Regions from separate parts of the Homo sapiens genome. Here region 2 is linked to region 1. A link is a contact called in ENCODE Hi-C data. All regions are on one chromosome and are shown on one strand. The core of a region is the stretch at or near the end of the contact, and the rest is flanking DNA. Distances in the headings are between cores, read along the strand shown. Region 1 holds the start of AZI2 (5-azacytidine induced 2). Region 2 holds the start of GPD1L (glycerol-3-phosphate dehydrogenase 1 like).

What was found. A loop is a pair of places that touch in the nucleus more often than their neighbours do. Pooled maps may share reads with other maps.
Region 2: a loop to region 1 is called in a map of CD8-positive, alpha-beta T cell, with 12 times the contacts of the local background. The contact joins the promoter of GPD1L here to the promoter of AZI2 in region 1. A Hi-C loop is called at or near these places in 3 of 168 maps with a recorded cell type or tissue (CD8-positive, alpha-beta T cell and gastrocnemius medialis) and 20 of 50 pooled maps.

Annotation. Positions count from the first base shown.
Region 1 is chr3:28,347,571-28,350,270 of GRCh38, reverse strand. AZI2 (5-azacytidine induced 2) reads left to right here and starts at 1,447. Exons shown (of 8, transcript NM_022461.5): 1 at 1,447-1,670. ZCWPW2 (zinc finger CW-type and PWWP domain containing 2) reads right to left here and starts at 1,550. Exons shown (of 10, transcript NM_001040432.4): 1 at 1,068-1,550. RefSeq lists enhancers at 841-920, 959-1,253, 353-1,333, 1,521-1,580.
Region 2 is chr3:32,105,184-32,108,018 of GRCh38, reverse strand. GPD1L (glycerol-3-phosphate dehydrogenase 1 like) reads right to left here and starts at 1,399. Exons shown (of 8, transcript NM_015141.4): 1 at 1,261-1,399. The coding sequence starts at 1,307. RefSeq lists silencers at 997-1,136, 1,257-1,666.

The DNA.
Region 1 (2,700 bases), core at 198-2,697:
CACTTTATTTCTAATAACTTGTGATGCCTCAACCAATTTTGCTAGCATTCTTCAAAACTCTACTTGTAAAAACATACACCTAATGGTTGTTTTAAATTGAAAATTCTCAAAATGCATCATGGAAGCAATAAAAAAATTTAAGGACTGATACTTGCTCAAAATATTAAAAACACTGCTCTCTTCCATTCTCCAGCCCAGTAAATTGAAGCAAATCGTTTCCTTTCTCAACGATAACATTAACACAGATTTCTAAGTATTTTTAGAAATGTCATAAAACTTCAACTTGTGGTCTTTGTTCCTAACAGCTATAAATTTTCACTTAAATCTAAACCAAAAAAGACAATAAAAAAACCAACAACAATAAAAACGAATTTTCATATAAACCCTTGAGTGAAATCCATCCTATTGGGCTGACAGTTGGGCTGATAGTTAAGCGGACAGATGACAAAATACTACTTTAAGGGGGTGGTGAGTAATGTCCGTATTGCTAATCGGCGGTTAGTGACGTTAAATTTTCTATAATTATTGTTCCTTGTTTATTTGTTTATTTAACCAATAATACCTTAGAGTTACAGGGGTTCCACCTGGCTGCGACCTTCAATGACTAATTAATTCAACTACTTGTGACTCCACAGCTAGGGACGGTCTATCATCTAGAAATAACCAAGGTGGTGGCAACTCCAGGGAAGCCGGGCGCAACTCCAGTACTCTGGCATCTTCTCCCTGTCTCTCATTCCATAAATTGAGCAGTGTGCTAGAAGTCGTGGTGTCGTTTGTGAATAATTACAGACCCCTACGCAATTCGTCGAGCTTGTGCCTCAAGTGATCGCCTGAGGGCTTGCAAGTAGTTTAGAAAACAGAGGCTACAGAGGAACGGCTTCTAACAGACTTCCCAGTTCCCAGCCACGTCAGCTCGTAAGCCTGTAACAGCGCTACTGAGCCGAGCCAGCACGCACCACACGGCCCGGGGACCCCCCAAAAGGACACTGAGTGAAAAAGACGCACCAGAGGGCGCCCCTGAAGGGGGACCTCGGCCCAACAGACAAGACGGCTGGTAACGCTCTTACCTAACTCCACTCCGCCTCCGCCTCCTGGCGTCCCGCGGCCCCGCCCCGTCCCGCCGCGGAGGCTCACGGGACATGTAGTACGCCGCGCGCCACTCCTGCACTTCCCCACCCCCACGACCGAACCTGGCTTCGCTAACGCCCTCCCAGCTCCCTCGGGCCTGACTTCCGGTTTCCTCGCGCGTCCCTGGCGCCGAGCCCGCGGACAGCGGCAGCCCCTTTTCCGGCTGAGAGCTCATCCACACTTCCAATCACTTTCCGGAGTGCTTCCCCTCCCTCCGGCCCGTGCTGGTCCCGACGGCGGGCCTGGGTCTCGCGCGCGTATTGCTGGGTAACGGGCCTTCTCTCGCGTCGGCCCGGCCCCTCCTGCCTCGGCTCGTCCCTCCTTCCAGAACGTCCCGGGCTCCTGCCGAGTCAGAAGAAATGGGACTCCCTCCGCGACGTGCCCGGAGCAGCTCCCTTCGCTGTGGAAGCGGCGGTGTCTTCGAAGAAACCGGAAGCCCGTGGTGACCCCTGGCGACCCGGTTTGTTTTCGGTCCGTTTCCAAACACTAAGGAATCGAAACTCGGCGGCCTTGGGGGCGGCCCTACGTAGCCTGGCTTCTGGGTGAGTGACTCGCCAGGGACGGGTGGAGGATAGGGATGCGGGCAATGCCGCGGCCAACCTCCGTAGCTGTTGCCGGTCCAAAAAGACACGTCATTTTTTTCTCACTCCCTCCCGCGCCCCCTCCTTTGACTAGGGAGCGGCCCACTCCTGGGCATCCCTTTCCCCAGTCACCCCCACACCCAGCTGTCCACACCCTTTCCCCTGTCACCCTCACCCCCAGCTGTCCAGGCCCTTCTTGGTCATTCACTTCTCTAATTACTCCTTTTCTTTTCGTACTCTTACTGGGGCGCCTTCAGTTTTTTTTCATTCATTGAGACTGCTAAATGCTTCTTTCCGATACAAATTATCGGAAAGAAAAGAGGGACATTGGCTAGGACGGTACTCCCTGGGGCATCTGAGTGGTGAATATCGACCCCCTGCACTTGATCGAGGGCTAACAGGTATTCGTCGTTTCTCCAATGTCTAACCTGTATACGGTATTCATTCCAGCCTTCGGCTGTTTGTTGAGTAACTACTACTACGTGCAAGGTAGGCTGACACCCTCTACACAAAAGAAACCCCAATACTCGAAAGCGAGATAAAATACCCACGAAAACTCTAGTACAAATCAAACCATCAGTTGCTCCAAGAGGTGATGGAAATTTGCTAAGGTGATCAAAGACAGACGTACCAGAATTAAAATTGACCCTTGCGCCTTATGTGTAGAAGACATTTTGGTTTTTAGATTGGAATTTCAAATTGGATTGAGCAAGATCTCAAGGCAGAATTTCATTTCTCTAAAAACGCCATATCTCATTGCCCAATCTTGTGATCATTTCATCATCTGTAAATTGAGAACAGTGCATCCTTTACAGGATATTTCCAAATTTTAATGTGATATTGTTTGTAAGCCAGACATCTTACGCAAGTAGAAGGTTTTAATATTAAAGAGACAGCATAACATAATGGGAAATGACACTGGATTAGGTCAGAACACCAGTATCTGAATGCTGATTTTTCCATTTACTTGACAATGGGTAAGAGGCTAAAC
Region 2 (2,835 bases), core at 150-2,649, 3.8 Mb before region 1:
CCAGCTACTCAAGTGGATGAGGCACAAGAATCGCTTGAATCCAGGAGGTGGAGGTTGCAGTGAGCCAAGATCGCACCACTGCAACAGAGTCTTAGTATTGACTTAGCATATGCCAGGCACTAGGGTAGATGCCATTCTCAAAAGTTGGGAGACAGATAATCAAATAACTCCTTATAATGCAGTGATGCAGGCCAGCAATAGGGACACAGAGAGAGGCCACTGGCCTTGCTGGGATGGAAAAGTGAAGAACCAGGTAAGGTTTCCTTCAATAAGTACTTTCTGGGCCAAGTCTTGAAAGAGTAAAACTAAGACCAACTACCTAGGACCAGCTGCTGCAGCACTTCTGATGCCTGTCACGCCACAGAAAAACCGGTAAACAGAAGCACTGAAAGGACATCATCACTCTTAACTATTGTACACCAGTCCCTCCAATGTGGCAGAGTGTACAGCAATGAAAAAAGGCTTGGAAACACCAGATGCTACACTTTGCTTCCTTCCCCCTTCACACCCCCACCTCTACATTCACCCAAACACACCAGAGAATCCCACAGTGTACGTTTGATTAAGGGTACTAGAAGAACTGACATTTCTAATGTGCTCTATAAAATGTTAAAGTCAAATAAGGCCCCAAAGAGACGCAAAGCTTCGCAAACATCTCGGCAAGGGAGAATTCTCAACGCCTCAGGGAGAGCGGCCTGTTGAAACTTGGATTTTCTTCCTGATACGACGCGCCTAAGATAGTGGACCTATCAGAAGCGGGGGCGAGACGGGCACCTTGAAGGGCAGAGCATGCCCCGCCCGTGACCTGGGCAGCAAGAGCCCTTTAGCCCTCTCCGCCTCGGTTTCCTCAACACCGAAACTGCAGTAAGAATGCTCGAGCCTCCACCAAGTCCTTGACCCAGGAGATCCGCCGTGGAGAACGGAATACGCCCTTAGGATATTGTGCAAAACACCCAGGCGTGGCAAGCAGGTGGCTTCTGTGCGCTCAGTAACGGGGGCGCAGACAGGTGCCCGCGTGCTCGGGGTGCCCTCTCTCCGCGCTGTCCCCCGCACGCACGCGAGCCCAGCGCCTCCCGAGCGAGTGCCCCGGTGCGGCCTCCTCGGGCGCACGGTGCCCAGCCCAGCAACGAGGTCGCCCACCCCGCCTCCCTGCGCGCAGTGCCCGGTGCCCACGCCGCAGCATGGGGCGCGCAGCCCTCACCGCCCGGGAGAGGCGCTTCCTGGAAGCGGAGCCCCGGCCTCCAGCCCGCCGCCGCTCACCAGTTCCCCGAGCCCACGATGCACACTTTCAGGGGCGCCGCTGCCATGGCCGGGCCGAATGTAGCCGCCTGGACCGTGCTTCCCTGGCCGGCTGCCCACCTCCGCCTGTTCAGCCTTGCCCGCAGCGGCTGGCGGCGGCCCCGCCCCTTTCGCCTCTCCGCCAATGGTCGCGGCCACCCCCGCCCGGCGCCGGGGGCCGCAGCTGACAGCGGGGCAGGACCCGCTTCGCCACTCCCAAGAACCACTGCGCACGCCTGGCCCCGGCCGGCCTCCAGGCCCGGCTCCGGCACCGCCCCGCCCTGCCCGAGGCACGTCGGGACATGTAGTCCTCACCCCCCGTCGCTGCGCGGCCCTAGGCAGCAGCTCCCGCCGCGCCACATGCAGGCCCAGGCCACTGAGCAGCGACTCGCGCCCCTGGTTCCCGGTGGAGGCTGCACTCCATCCTCATGGGTGGAGCAGACCCAACCAGCTTGCCGTGGTGCCCCCTACACGCTCCTTTTTCCCTACTCGGGAAGGGCTGCCACATTGCCATTTGGAGCCGAGAGAGGCTCCTAGGTTGACTCTCAAGCCGACCAGACTTGGGGCAGAGCTCGAAATGCCCACCCGACCTTGTCATCCTCTGTTTCATTTGCACAAACAAGACACAGCCTGGCACCTCTGAACTTCTTAGAGAACTTGGATCTTCAGAGGACTTTGGAATTTGGCTGAACAGTACCTGCATTTCAAGGATGACACCTTTTCTAGTTAGAGTCAAGATAGAAACTTGACCTGGTGCAGTGGCTCACACCTGTAATCCCAGCACTTTTGGAGGCCGAGTCAGGAAGATCACTTGAGCCCAGGAGTTCGAGACCAGCCTGAGCAACATAATTAGGACCCCCCACCCCTCTGTACAAAAATTTAAAAAATTAGCCAAGCATGGTGGCACGCACCTATAGTCCTAGCTACTCAGGAGGCTGAGGCGGGAGAATTGCATGTGCCCAGGAGGTCGAGGCTTCAGTGAGCCAGGATAGGGCCACTGCACTCCAGACTGAAGGACAGTGAGACCCTGTCTCAACAAAAAATAAATACATAAAAATAAAGGGAAAAAGGTAACAACAGCTTGCATTCAGTGGGTGTCACCCTCACACGCTTACTTGGCAGGAATTGCTTTACCATTGTCTTTGCCCAGGGCCTGACTTATCCCTTGCTTGTGGTTTGTTTGCATTTGTGAGTAACACAATGCTCTCCTCCTTGACAAATAGAATCTTAGTTTGTTCATTCTGAGCATCAGTCTCTGCCAGGCACTGTGCTAGACGCTGTCAGAGTAGGACAAAGTCCTTTAAACCAGTGGTTCTCAAACTCTGCTGCATATTAGTCACTGGGGCTTTTAAAAATCCCCATGCCCAGACACCATTGCAGGCCAGTTACATCAGAATGTCCCATGGTGGGATCCAGGCATCAGGATATTTACTTATTGACATATATTTTTTGAGACAGTCTCCTTCTGTTGCCCAGGCTGGAGCAGAATTTTTTAAAGTTCAAGAGGTAGTTGCAAAAGCAAGCCAAGATTGAGAACCAGAAGACTAAAATATCAGT